Regions from separate parts of the Mus musculus genome. Here region 2 is linked to region 1. A link is a contact called in ENCODE POLR2A ChIA-PET data. All regions are on one chromosome and are shown on one strand. Each heading gives the region's core, a stretch centred on a gene start or an enhancer-like site at or near the end of the contact. The rest is flanking DNA. Distances are from core to core; before and after follow the strand shown. Region 1 has its middle 5.8 kb from the start of Gm46150. Region 2 has its middle 6.7 kb from the start of Gm46151.

What was found. ChIA-PET counts read pairs that join two places held with the same protein, here RNA polymerase II (POLR2A).
Region 2: POLR2A ChIA-PET joins it to region 1 with 28 read pairs in embryonic stem cell. The contact joins two enhancer-like sites. POLR2A ChIA-PET finds 5 or more read pairs at or near these places in 4 of 5 experiments (Patski and embryonic stem cell).

The regions. Positions count from the first base shown.
Region 1 is chr9:102,686,266-102,693,040 of GRCm38, reverse strand. No RefSeq gene overlaps it. Among named protein-coding and RNA genes, the nearest start is that of Gm46150, 5.8 kb to the right of the region's middle. Within about 2 kb of position 2,965, at least 1 of the 3 ENCODE cell types and tissues checked has a DNase peak (open chromatin) inside an H3K27ac peak, as active enhancers do.
Region 2 is chr9:102,781,917-102,788,691 of GRCm38, reverse strand. No RefSeq gene overlaps it. Among named protein-coding and RNA genes, the nearest start is that of Gm46151, 6.7 kb to the right of the region's middle. Within about 2 kb of position 4,156, at least 1 of the 3 ENCODE cell types and tissues checked has a DNase peak (open chromatin) inside an H3K27ac peak, as active enhancers do.

The DNA.
Region 1 (6,775 bases), core at 1,716-4,215:
AACTAGGCCCTGCCCCTTAACAGGGCCAGGTCAAGTTCAGAACTTCTCAGAGAATTAACCCTTTGCTTACATCCAAGTCCTCATGATCCAGTCAGTACATCAGCTGTCAGTCAGACCCTTAACACACAACTCTTTGAGGGGAACGTTTCAGCTGTTAACGGTAACTCTGGCCACGTGACTTATCTGAGCAGTTACTGCCAGCAGCTTCGGTGCTGTATGAGTTTAGCAATCTAATGCTTCTGCTAGAAGACCATCCTCAAGGGAGTTGGGCCTTCTTCCAGGCCCAGGGACCTGATACAGTGACCAGAAGTGCCCCAGCTGTTTTACAAATCCCCAGTCTCAGCAGCGGAAGCTGGCCTACAATGCTGAACCAGAAAGAGGCCTTAACCAGGTGCAGTGCTCAAGCCCTGTAATCCCTGCATTTGGGAAGGGGGGGGGGAGGGAGAGGGGGAGGGGGGAGGGGAGGGGGGCTCAAGGCCAGCTGGGGCTAACCAGGGAGTCTGTCTCAAAAACAAAACAAAATAAAAATGGCAGGAAGAAAGGAAATGGAAAGGAAAGAAAAAGGCCTCTTTTTTGTTGTTGTTCATGGTAGGCCACTAACCCTCTCCGCTCAGATCTCACTAGACAAGGTGGGGAACTGGGTCTTGCCTTCAGCAGGTAACTCAGGAGCGGGTCACCCGCTTACCAGGCCTGGCACTTTCCCATCGGCTCCTAAGTCTTTCTGCAGTACTGTCTGTCACTGCTCCTTTCCTGAGGAGGAAGGCCAAATTTAGAGACCCTGAGTCTGAGTTGGAAGCCTTGCCTTTCTTGGGAGGCCGAGCAGGGAAGCAGAACAGATCTTGCCATCTGGAAACCTGTGAAAGGAGACTTTGGGGGTTTTTGTTAGGTTTTTTTGTTTGTTTGTTTTGTTTTGTTTTTCTTTTTTTACCACGTGGTGTGCGCACCAGGTGTACCTCTTTATCTGCACACATTTGAGGCGCATGAACATATGTGCTTGAAACCCGGGGAGGTGGTGTGGGCACTGAGCTTGTAGAGAGGATACCCCTCTGTGAAAGGGATTCGGTTCTGTTCCAGAAGAAAGTCCATACAACACCAGGCATCGGCATTCCCAGTATTTCCCTCCAGTCTGATTTCATGCTCTCCCCCGCCCCGCCCCGTACCCCGTTTGTAGGGAGAATTATTGATGGAAATTCTAGAAGATTTAGGGTCAAAGAAGGCCAGAAAAAAAAAAAAAGAAAGGAAGGAAGGAAGAAAGAAAGAGAAAGAAAGAAGAAAATGAAAAGTTTCCTACCTTTAACCCATTAGGAACCTTAGTGCAATAATGCTTTAAATAACTACAGCCTCTCTCAGAATGGCCTGAGACACCTCACCCCCAAAACTTGCTTCAGGTAGGACAAAGGGTGTCATAAAATAAAGTGACTCTCAGCATAAAACAGGGTGAGACTTCTCTTGTCTGTTATCAAAAGGCCCCATTTGCTCTTCACTCTTCTGCCACGACTCCCTCTGAGAACTCCGACAGCTGTGTTTCTCCTTCCCACAGTGCATACTCTTTATTAAAACTTTTATATGCATTCTGGTCTGGTAAATATTTTACCCCCAAGCTTTGGGCAGGGTCTTTCCAGGGTCCCAGCCTAACAGAGCAGGTCCCAGTTTGCTCCAGTGGAGACAGCTGGAGCCAGGTAAGTGGGCCTCCTGGGGGAGTGGACACTCAGGGGTGCACTCTCCTTTCTTGGTGCAGACTAAAGAGACCTCCAGGAAGGGAGTAGTAACTCCCATTGAGCTGTCTGCCTGGAGACACCATCCCCAAAGGCCCCCTTGATCCCCGACCTTCCCTCTGCACGATGTGTGCTGGCTACTAATAGAGATCCAAATTGAGCAGTGAGCCCAATGGGTCTTTTGTGCAATGAGGTGAAAGTTCACATCTGTCCACACTATCGCCTGTCTTTGGGGCTTTGTTTTCCCATCCAGGGAAAACGTTGATGGACTGCATGGGAGTGAGATGTGTGCGTGTGTGTGTGTGTGTGTGTGTGTGTGTGTGCGCGCGCGCGCGCGCGCGTTCTATAAGGTCCCTACAGGGGATGAGGAGGCGCCTAGGTTTGTGAGCACAGAGATTTAGAAAGGTGAGGTCACCATGACTTCAGTGTCTGCAACTTTGGATTGCTTGCGATTGTTTTCAAACTCAGGGAAGTGTTTGAAATTTCCTCTAACGGTAAAGCAGGATGGAAGACGGTAAACAAACTTGGGAGAAGAACAGCGAGGCGAGCGGCAGGCGGCTAGTGGGTCCAGAAAGCGCTGCACCTGTGATGGCAGAAAAGACAGGTTCTTCTTTCAACCCGGCATCCCCAGAGGCTGCGACAATTGGGGTAAACCAGAGGGGCAAACTCGCAGGCAGACAAAGAGAACATCTGCATTTGAAATGGGTTCCCACCCGGGGCTCCAATGGGAGGCTCGCTGCGAGATCTGCCTGCTGAGTAGCTCCTCCTAGAGAGAAAAGCTTCTCCGAAAAGCCCAGTTGTGTACCCTCAACCCTCTGACCCCCAACGAAACCCCTTGGAAAAGTCAGCAGACGGGAGAACAGGACCCTCCCTCCTCCAACCCCCACTCCCAGCGCAGACTTGTCTATTTTACTCAAGGTCACTTCCAAACAGGACTGGAATAAACCCTCCTTGTTTGCTTCTTTCTGGGACTTAAGCCCCGGGTCCCCTTGGGTGTCGTCCAGGACGCCAGGCGTGGCTGCTGACAATGGCGTTCAGACGACAGATGGCGGGCGGGAGGGCGGGGGCGCAGGGCAGGTGCGCGGGGAGCGGCTGAGCGCCGGACGCCCGGCTGCCAGGGTGAAAAGATCTCTAGCTGTGGGGGGCCGCTGAGTCTGGGAACAATGAGATAATTCTCCACCGCGAACGAACGCACCCCCTCGGGGTGGGGGTACTCGGCCACGCGCCAGCAGAGGAGAGCCGATTACTGTGCGGCATTGGTCCCCCGCAGCGCCCTGCTTGCCCCCGCCCCGCTACGGGAGCTCTGGGCTCCTGGGCACATTCGTGCACACGCTCAGCACACTCCGGGGGCCAAGAGGAGGGCACTGACAAGAGCAGACGCCTGCAGAAGAAGGCTGTATTGTTTTGTTTTTATGGCGCTTGAGGACCGTACCGCTCCCCCCCCGCCCCCACTCTCTCAACCATTTGGATTTGGGAGAAATGTTCAGCCAGCATCTTAAGCTACCAGAGACTGGGTGTCTCGGGCAGGGCAAAGACAGAGAACCCTGAATAAGATTGAGGTGGGTTTCGCTCCGCCATGGCTCTGCGATTTGAGGGAGGGGACGGATGTATGCTAGATTGATTGGCTTCAGTACCAACCGTTTTACTAAGCTTACCCCCTCTGCTCTGTGTTTTATCTTAAATCTCAAACTGACATGGGAGGTAGCAGAAGGCAGCACCCTCTGACCATCCCTTGAGGCTGGGACTTTCATAGAGCTAGGTGTTAGCATTTCCTCTAGGCTCCGCCTAGCAGTTACCTAGCAACAGCCAGGTATGAGCCTGGCTCGTAGATAAAAAGAACTCGCCATCTTTTTTGTGTCTCTGTCAGTCTGTTTTTCTCTCTCCTTCCCTTTCTCCCTCCCTCCCTCCCTCCCTCCATCTACTCCTCCCTTCATCCCTTCCAACTTCTTTCTCTCTCCCCACCTGTTCCCTAGAGGCCTCTTCTTCTTTCTCCTCCCTCTTACTGTCCCCCTCTGTCCTCTTTTTTTTTTTTTTCCCCTCTGCCTCTGCTCCCTTCCTCAGAACCCCTTCCCACGTCCCAAATAAACTTCCTTTTATGCTACACCCGTTGTATGGCTGATATGACACCTGGTGTGTGTATTGGGGGTGGGGAGCGCCTCAGCATGGGCCCGCTAAGGCACCCCTCTCCCTCCACATCATACCCCGTTTTATAAAACATATCAACCACTAGGAAGGCCTTTTTATGAGCCAATTGTTCCAATTGTACCTAGGTTTGGGACTTTGAAGCAGACTGTGTTGACTGTGTCTTTAGGAAAACTAAACAACAAACAAAAGCACACTATCAGTTTGTCTCTTTTTATTGGACTATTGATGACAATAGTTAGATCTAGGGCGCAGGTTGTCATCACCAAGTTCAATAAGGTGATTTCCTTTTCCTGTGCTTTCAAGTGAATTGTTGCCACTCTTGAGAAAAACAGCGTTAGGCGAGGGAGCTAGGGCTGACTGTTCACCCAGGAGTTCGGTCAATACTGGTAAGGCTTAAGCAAGCACTGGGAAGTGGGATTGTCTTAGGATTTCTATTGCTGGGATGAACACCATGACCAAGAGCAACCTGGGGAGGAAAGGGTTTACTGAAAGTCAAGTCAGGAACTCAGAGCAGGAAACTGGAGGCAGAACTGAAGCAGAAGCTACAGGAGAGCCCTACTTACTGGCTTGCTTCCTATGGCTTGCTCAGTTAGGTGGTGGTGGTGGTTGCTGCTGCTGTTGTTTATATAGCTCAGGACCACCTGCTCAGAGATAGCACTGCCCACAGTGAACTGGGTCATCAAGAAAACACCCACAGGCCAATCTGATAGGGGCATTTTCTCAAGATTGGCTTACCCTTCTCAGACGACTCTAGCTCTGTCAAGTTCACAAACAAACAAACAAACAAACAAACCACCCAATCAGAAGGGAATGTAAGGAAGAGCATGCTTTAGAACTGTGGAGAAACCTGGGACCCTAGGAAGAGGCTGCCATTACATTCCATGAAGTCATCTATACTTTGTGTCCCATCCCAGAACGGAAAAGGTATCAGATAATAGACTAAGTCTTCTTGCCATTAAGGTTGGGAGAGACTTCAGAGGCCAGGCCAGGGGAACATTTTCCAGATGCTTCCAAGGGAGACGGGCAGTCTGCCAGAGTCTGCCATACAGTCTTGCATGCCTGCAGCTGTCACAGTCAGGGCAGAAACTGCCCCTTTCACCACGGATAGAACAACCGTTCTTTAGTGGGGCTCCTGTGCTCAGACCTGAACCTCAGTGAGCTTAGAGAGTAAGAGGGTATTTGGAGGGGGACAAAGGACCCCACCCCCAGTGATATAAAGCTTTTAAAAGAGGCAGATGACAAATGAACCTATGGGGGTGTGGTAGGGGGCACACCTGCAGCTATTTATATAAAGTAAGGATACTGAACTAAAAGAGCGATTTTTCCAATTATACAGCTCATCAGAGGAATTGGAAGAGAAAACAGTCATTATTATGCTGTTCAGTGGCAAAGATGACCTGGATCCACAATCAAGTTACCCTGAAAGCACAACACAAAACCAGTGACAGAGACCAAAAGGGACGTTCAGTGTAGGACGGTGGAACCTTGCCAGGCTAGAGGGCACAGCTAATGCCATACCACAGCTTGTCTTATAGCTCATCTAGAGTAGCCGGAAGACTTTAGGATTGCTAGGATTAAGAACATAATTTTGGAGCCAGGAGTGGTGGCACATGCCTTTAATACCAGCACTCAGGAGGCAGCGGCAGACAGATTTCTGAGTTCAAGGCCAGCCTGGTCTATAAAGTGAGTTCCAGGATAGCCAGAGCTACATAGAGAAACCCTGTCTCAAAAAACAAAAACAAAAAAACAAAAACAAAACAAAACAACAACAACAAAACATAATTTGGAGCCAGGTGTGTGGTGCATGCCTTTAGTCTTAGCCCTTGGGAGACAGATGTAGGTGGATCTCTGAGTTCAAGGCCAGCTTGGTCTACAGAGTGAGTTCCAGGACAGGCAGGGCTACACAGAGAAACTCTGTCTGGAAAAAAAACCAAAAACCAAAAACCAAACTAAACCAACCAAAATAAAAAATAGTTTTGGAAATAGCTTGATAGAGGATACGTGCATCTAAATATTCCTTCTTATTTTGATAATAAGCACCTAGAAATGAAAGTGGGAAAACATTTTCTTTATAAGGCTAGCAAAAATTGCATAGTGCTTAGAATAAATTTAGCACAAAGAAATACACTTTTTGTAGAGAACCATGAAATCCTTTTGAAAGAAACAATATTTTTTTTAGGGATACAATATCATAAACAACCATTTGTTTCTAAACTAATATATACACGTGATAGATTATATGTCTATAGGGTTATTTAATACAATAAAATAGTGGAAATGATTCCGAGGAATAATAAATACTCCCCAAATTTAGATTACACCTTAAAAAAACAGGTTAGGTGTGGTGGCACACACCTTTAATCCTAGTACTATGGAGACAGAGGCAAGTGGATCTCTGTGAGTTCAAGACCAGCCTGGTCTATGTAGACTTTAGAGAGTTCCAGAACAGCTATGACTATTAAGAACCTGTCTAAGATATCTAGAGATATCTAGGTGAAGAATAACAGGAGTCTGTCCTCAACAGATATCAAAACAATTCAAGTTCACTGAAATCAAGGCATTATGATACTAGCACAGGCAGAGACAAAAAAATTATAAATAAATTATATAATCTGTAAATAGATTTCAGATCCCATGAGTACTCATTATGACTAAATAGGTTTATCATTAATCCAGTGGCTTATGGGATATATTATTGATAGCACAGGCAATGTAAGAGGAAATTTGACACAGCCTCTTATACCCTACAAAATAAATTTAGGGAAGCTGGAGAAACAGTTCAGTGGTGAGGGGTGAGTGTTGCTCTTGCAGAGACTGGGGTTCAGTCCTCACACCCACGTCAGGCAGCTCACAAGGACCTGTAGCTCCAGTTCCAGGGGACCCAACACCTCAGGCCTCTCCTGACAACCGGAACT
Region 2 (6,775 bases), core at 2,907-5,406, 94 kb before region 1:
CCCTCTCCAGCCCCTGGAGTAATTTCTTCATAAGCAAGGAGAGGGTAGATTGTCTGACTCATGGGGTTTCAGAAAATTTATTTGCTCTTCGTGATGGTTAGAAATTTGACTATCAAGTTTCAGATTCAATTTAAGTTTCTTCCAAAACTTGGAAAACTGTGCTTTGTTGTCTGTAGCAGCCTACTGTTACAAAATTTGTCATCAAGGTGGCTCTCACTCTCGTATATGTATTTGACCTGTTTGTTTATTTGTTTGTTTCCTGGAATCGTGTGCACATTCCCCGTTGAGTTCTGAAATCTCACCCAGATACACAAGAGTGTTCTGTACTAGTCTCTGTTGCACTCAGAGGACCCTTAAAACCACACTAGCCTGGGGCCAGCAAGATGGCTCAGTGGAGGAGGGAGCTTGAAGCATGGTGACCTGAGTTCAATTCCCAGGACCCACATGGTGGAAAGAGAGAACCAAGTCCCTCAAGTTGCTCTGTGGCCTTCAATCATAAGTCATGACACATGCACATCTCCCCCAACACGAAGTAAATAAATCAATGTAATTTAAAAAGTATAAAAGCCAGGCAGTGGTGGTGCATGCCTTTAATCCCAGCACTTGGGAGGCAGAGGCAGGCGGATTTCTGAGTTAGAGGCCAGCCTGGTCTACAAAGTGAGTGCCAAGACAGCCAAGGCTACACAGAGAAACCCTGTTTCGAAAAACAAACAAACAAACAAAAAGTATAAAAATAAATAAATAAAACACAAGGCTAAGACTTTTCTTTTCTTTTTTGCTTAGTGCAGATGATTTTAAGAAAATTATGATGAACTCAAAGTACCACCATCTGGAGGATGTCATTTTATGTTCTTCATGTTGTTACCTTGAAAAGAGTGAAAGGATTCCTCTGGTCTGAGATGAAGGACACAGCTCTTCTGACTCTTCATGCACAGCCCCTCCCCACAGGCAGCACTGGGCTCTCTGGTTCTGTGGGCATCTAGGCAGGTGAAGATGTTTACACTGGTGTGCATTGCTCACTTTTCCCACTGTAGCTGCAGAGATGGTTTCGTGATTAAGAGCACTGACTGCTCTTCCATTGACCTGGGTTGGGTTCCTCCTCCCACATCAGACAGCTCACAATTGCTTGCAGCTCCAGTTCCAGGGGATCCAATGGCCTCACCAGCACCTGCACACATGTGCAGCACACATGGTGCACAGCACATAAATCCATGCAGATAAATGTATACATAGCGAAGAAATAAATTTTAAAAATAAAATAAGTAGAATCACAAAGTATACATTGGTGCAGGATATTTGATCACACTGTGGACCCAGGATGGTTATTTACTTAAAAACCTATTCCTAGTTGTGATATGGCTCAGCCCTTGACACACATTTTTAATCCCTCTGGCTAGAACACAGATATGCCCTTAATAAACACCTTTAATTCCAACCAGTAAAGGTAAGATTAGATTGTAGAAAGGAGCACCCATGTTTGAAAGTGATGTCTAATTGAGTGGCAGACAAAGTGACGAATCAGAGAAAGATTTGACAGAATAGGATGTGCCCAACTCTCAGGAGAAGACAGGAAAGGGGAGCTCCTTAAAAGAGAGCGTCCGAGAGAACGGGAGAAAAGAAGACAGTTTTACTGGGACAGTTGTACAGAGACAGGTTAGAGAAAGAGTGAGAAGGAGCCAGAAGATCAGGACAGATTGCTAGAGTTTGTTTGATGCCAAGCAGAGCAAGTCAGGAGAAACTGAGAGAAGCCAGATTGAATCAGTCAGCTTGGAGAGGCATTTGAGCCAGTACAGCTGAGTTGAACTGGTCTGTATATGAGCTCAGTTACAAGAAGAAAGGGTGAACTTATTCAGCAGCAAGTCTCAGAGGCCAAAAACATTATAGGCCTAGGTAAGAAGATTGTATAGAGGCTAGAAGCTTACAGGAGCAGGCCTAGGTTAGCACACAGAAGCAGTACACCCCCTAGATGGCAATTACCTTAGCTAGCTGAATAAAGGATACATTCACAATGAGTTTCACATGTTCGCCCTAGCTTAGAGTCTGGACTGGTCTGAGTCTTCTTCATCTCCTGCCCTCACCTCCCAGCTTTGGGTCTTTTTATTCTGAAAATGTCTATCAACATTGACACGTTTTACTGGTTTCTTTAAGATTCTAAATTATTATGTTTGGAAAAAAAATCAAAGAAGTATCTGAAAAGCTCATTTTCTAATAATTAAAGTAAATACAGCTCATGGTGACCAAACTCAAGTCACCAGGCTTGGTCACAATTGACTCTCCAGACCCCCACATGTTATCTCTTAGCTTCTGTTACTAGAAAATAAGGGTTGAGGGGCTGGAGAGATGGCTCAGCAGTTTAGAGCACTGGCTGCTCTTCCAGGGGCCCTGAGTTCAATTCTCAGCAACCACATGGTGGCTCACAACGGTCTGTAATGAGATCTCGATGCCCTCTTCTGGTATGCAAGTGTACAAGCAGATAGAGCACCTATATGCATAAAGTAAATGAATAAATCTTTAAAAAGAAAGGAAGAAAGAGGGAAAGAGTTAGCATTCACACCTCTTCCTTATCTCACGGCTGGTCCCTTGGTCCTACTGGGATAGTTTTGTCTCCAAGTTTTGGCTAAACTATTACACTTTTTTCTTTTGGGGGTGGAGTGGGATGGTTCTGTTTCTTAGTGTAGGCCTGGCTATCCTGCAATTCCCTCTGTAGACCAAGCTGGCCTTGAACTCACAGAGATCTGCCTGCCTCTACCTCCAAAGTGCTGGCATTAAAGGCCACCACCACCGCTAAGCCAAATTATCCCCCCCCTTTTTTTTCAACATAAATACATGACATACTTAGTGGAATCACTAGCCCATTATGGTGTCTGTACCTGCACTTGTCCTGGAGTTAATGGTGTTTAATGTCTAGTCTAAAAGAAATTGGAGGGTTGGCAAGATGGTTCAGTGGTTAAGAGCATTGACTGTTCTTCCAAAGGTCCTGAGTTCAAATCCCAGCAACCACATGGTGGCTCACAACTACCCATGATGAGATCTGATGCCCTCTTCTGGCTCGTCTGAAGACAGCTACAGTGTACTTATGTATAATAATAAATAAATCTTAAAAAAATAAGAAGAAAAGAAATTGGAAACACCTTTGAGCTCATAAAAATCCTTTGTCCATGGGTTTACCACAGCCTTTGCGTCTCTCCTCCCTGAAAGGTCGGAGCCAAGAGAGACAGTCCTCATGTCCCTGGGAGGAAAAAGGCAGGGAAAGGGTGAGCCGTTTTCAGTCCTCTAACCCTAAAAGGAAAAGCATTCACAAGCATCCAAGGAGATGGGCTTTGGAGATCAATTGGCTTCAGGGCATTTCTTTGGAAATCATGTTTTCTTTTTTTGGAATGGGTGGTTCTTTGCCTATTCTCTACCCCAGTCCATGCCGGAGCGGAATGGCTACATCAGACCTTTCCAAAAGAAAATGGTCACAGTGTAGCGGGTTTGTCTTCCAAGCTACCAAAAAAACAGAAACCAAGCAGGAGCAATTATGTAGTCCTCTTGTATTTCAGTGCAAGGCTATGTGAGTCCTGATGGTTTCTGCTTTAGTGGAGAGATAAGCAAGCTAAATGTGAGTTTGGGGGGGGGGGCAGGAGGCATAGCTCAATGCCAGAGTGCTCGCCTAACATGTGTGAGGACTTGGGTTCAAGACCCACTATTACAAAAACAAGAAACCAGCTCAGCTAAATGAGAGGGTGAGAGGCAATGGGTGGGGGAGCAAAGAATCCCTAGGGAGGAAGGGGGCATGAGGAGGAGGGGCTTCAAGCTGGCAGGAGCCCCTAGCCTCACCATGGACACCTTCCAGCCTGATTGTGTGAACACTTCCTGGCACAGAGTAGCTGACATTAGTAACCTCAAAAGCTCCGACACCTCTCAAGGCTACGAGGATAGCCACCGGGGAGCACAGCAACAAATGGTTCCCTCATTTTTTAATCTTTCAGGACATTTGAGCCTCTCTGAAAGTGCTTACAGAGTTTGGAAGGACAAGATGTCTCGTGATAGCCTTACTAAGACTTACTTGGCCCCAGACAAACTCAAGACTTACTAATCGGTGCCTGGAGAGCATTTCATAACTTCACCACCAGGGGCCGCTGTTTCCCCATGCTCAGGCCAACAACACAGCCACTATCCCTCCAGGAACGCAGTTTGAGAACTGCCAGTGAGTCCAAAGGAATTCCACAAATTCAGACGCCCTGGTGCCCTCTCCACCTTCCCTTCCCCCAGTCTGGGACCTACCCGACCCAGAATAATGGGAGTGTGGCTTCCCAGATCCAGAAGTAGAAGCACGACTTTTTCTCCTAGGACAGAGTTTCTTTGTGTTGTAGAGACCTACTCAAATGGTTTTGAGGTGTTTTGTTTGTTTGTTTGTTTTTGGTTTTTTTTTAAATACGTGTGTGTGTGTGTGTGTGTGTGTGTGTGTGTGTGTGTTCCCTTCTTGAGAGAGAAATGCGGGCTCTCAGAGATGTGTGTCCTTGGCTAGGAAGATTCCAGCCATGTCAATGATCTCCAAATTGGGGGGTATGCAAAATGATCTGTTAAGGGCAAGAGAAAGAACATTGTATAACATTTACTTACGTATTTACTGTGTTAGTTTTAGAGATAGAAATGTGAGAGGCACACCCCCCACCCCACCCCCCCCACCCCCGTCTCAAAAAACAAAACACCTTTGCTATCCAGACTGGCACTGATGCTTTCTGAGGTCCTGTGTCACAAGGTCAGCAGAGTGCATGCTATATAGTGAGCGTGGAAGGACGGTGGAGTCACCTCCCTGTAACCAGAATTCTATTGCATACACCCTTTCTACTTACTGGAAGGACTGGGTGTCACAAAGTAACTAAAGGAGTCCTCACGGAAGGAAGTGGGGGAGGGGTGTTTAAGCATCTTCAGAAATGAGGGCCCGAATGCAGTGTCGCCAGTACCTGCATTCGAGCTTGGAAAAATGCCTAAGATATCACTCCCGTGCCTGTCCGACCTCTCAGCTACGCAATGACACTGAACCGAGGACAGTGCTGACAAGGTGTACCATCCAAATTCAAGCTTGTCAAACCTTTTGAAACAATAGCAGGTCTCTCATTTCTGATGAGCTTGAGGTAATATCAAAGGTCCCCGAGCCTTGACCTTAACAGCAGCTCGTGACATGTGACATGCGTGCTTGCTCATGTCACAGCGGGGATGCAAGCAAAATCAGGCCAGGGCTGAGGAAGTGTGTGCCACAGCCAAGAAGACGACCTTCCTATCTTATCAACTCTTGGAGTTTGTCTGGGGCCAAGGACCCGGGTAACTGGACTCTGAAGACTGTTCCTGGCAGTCAAGGTACAGACACTCGAACCATGACCCAAGGGGACTTTGGTTCTATGAAGGCTAAAGCCTTTCATATCAGCTGTCTTCTGTGGCTTTGTTCTGCCTCGGGACCGTCTGGCACCTGGTACAGAAAGGAAGAGGCTTGAAGAAAAGGAGTCGACACATGTTCACCCGAGCGTGTTCACCCGAGCATGTTCTTCGGCTTGCTTGGTGGGGCTTTTCCAGCTCTACCCTAGTTTACCGTGCACTTCCTATCCCTGTTCAGTGGGAGGGCCTTCCTCCAAACTACATTCCTCCGTGAAATTCTTTTTTTAGGGACAGCGGATTTAAAAAGTAATCTTGTGGGATTTGTCCAAGTCTTGACAAAGGAGAAGTTCACACTGGGTGGATTTGCTGAGAAGGAATGCAAACTCACCTTTATCATTCCTGTCCAAGCTAGCAGCAGCAGGATTACTTGGGGATGAGTCTCAAAATATGCAGAGTCCTGGACCCTACTCAAGACTGCCTGACTCAGAATCTCTGAGTGGGACCAGGAGGCACATCGACAAACCCAGTCCATCTCCCCCAACTCCAAACATTACAAGATAAATTTTAAAACTTTGCAAAGACAAAGTTCGTCTCAGTGAGTTCATTTGCCTACCACGCAGGAAGCTCCAGGCTGAATCTCCAAGATTAACCGGATGGAATGGTGCGTGCCTGTAATTCCAGCCCTTGGGAGGAAGAAGAATCAGGAGTTAAGGACTCCATCTAAAGTATGTAGAATAACGAAAGACCAGTAAGATGGTTCAGTGATTAATGTCACTTGCCACCAAGCCTAATGACCCGAGGAGTTGGATCCTTGGGACTCACATGGTAGAAGAGAACCAGCTCCCTACAGGTGCCCTCTGACCTCCACACAATGCCACGTCAAGCACACACATGCAGGCACACACGCATGCACACAAAATAAGCCAATAAATGTGAAAGAAATAAAGAATAGAACCAGAAGAAAAACTTGTAAACAGCTTCTTATCTGGGAGCTGGGGAGATGGCTCAGCAGTTAGGAGCACAGGCTCCTCTTCCAGAGGACCCAAGTTTGATTCCCAGCACCTACCTGGCAGCTCATATCCATTTGTATCTTCAGTCCTTGGGCCTCTGATGGGACCAGGCACACATGTGGTGCACAGATATACATGCAGACAAAACAATATACACCAAATGGCTTTTTACAAGGCCTTATTTTTCCTATGAAATTAGTCAAGCCAGGTAATTTTCTATTCATTCTAAGCACAAGGAGGCCAGACATCCACCTAATTAGGAAAGGTAAGGGCCGATGGAGTGGAGCTGTGCAGAAGGAGACTCACCCTGCTTATGAGACTGGGCCCTGCCCATTGCCTTCCATGCAGCCCCCTGGACACACAGAGGTCTGAAGGTTAACATGCAGAAGGCTCCGGGCAGAAGGAAG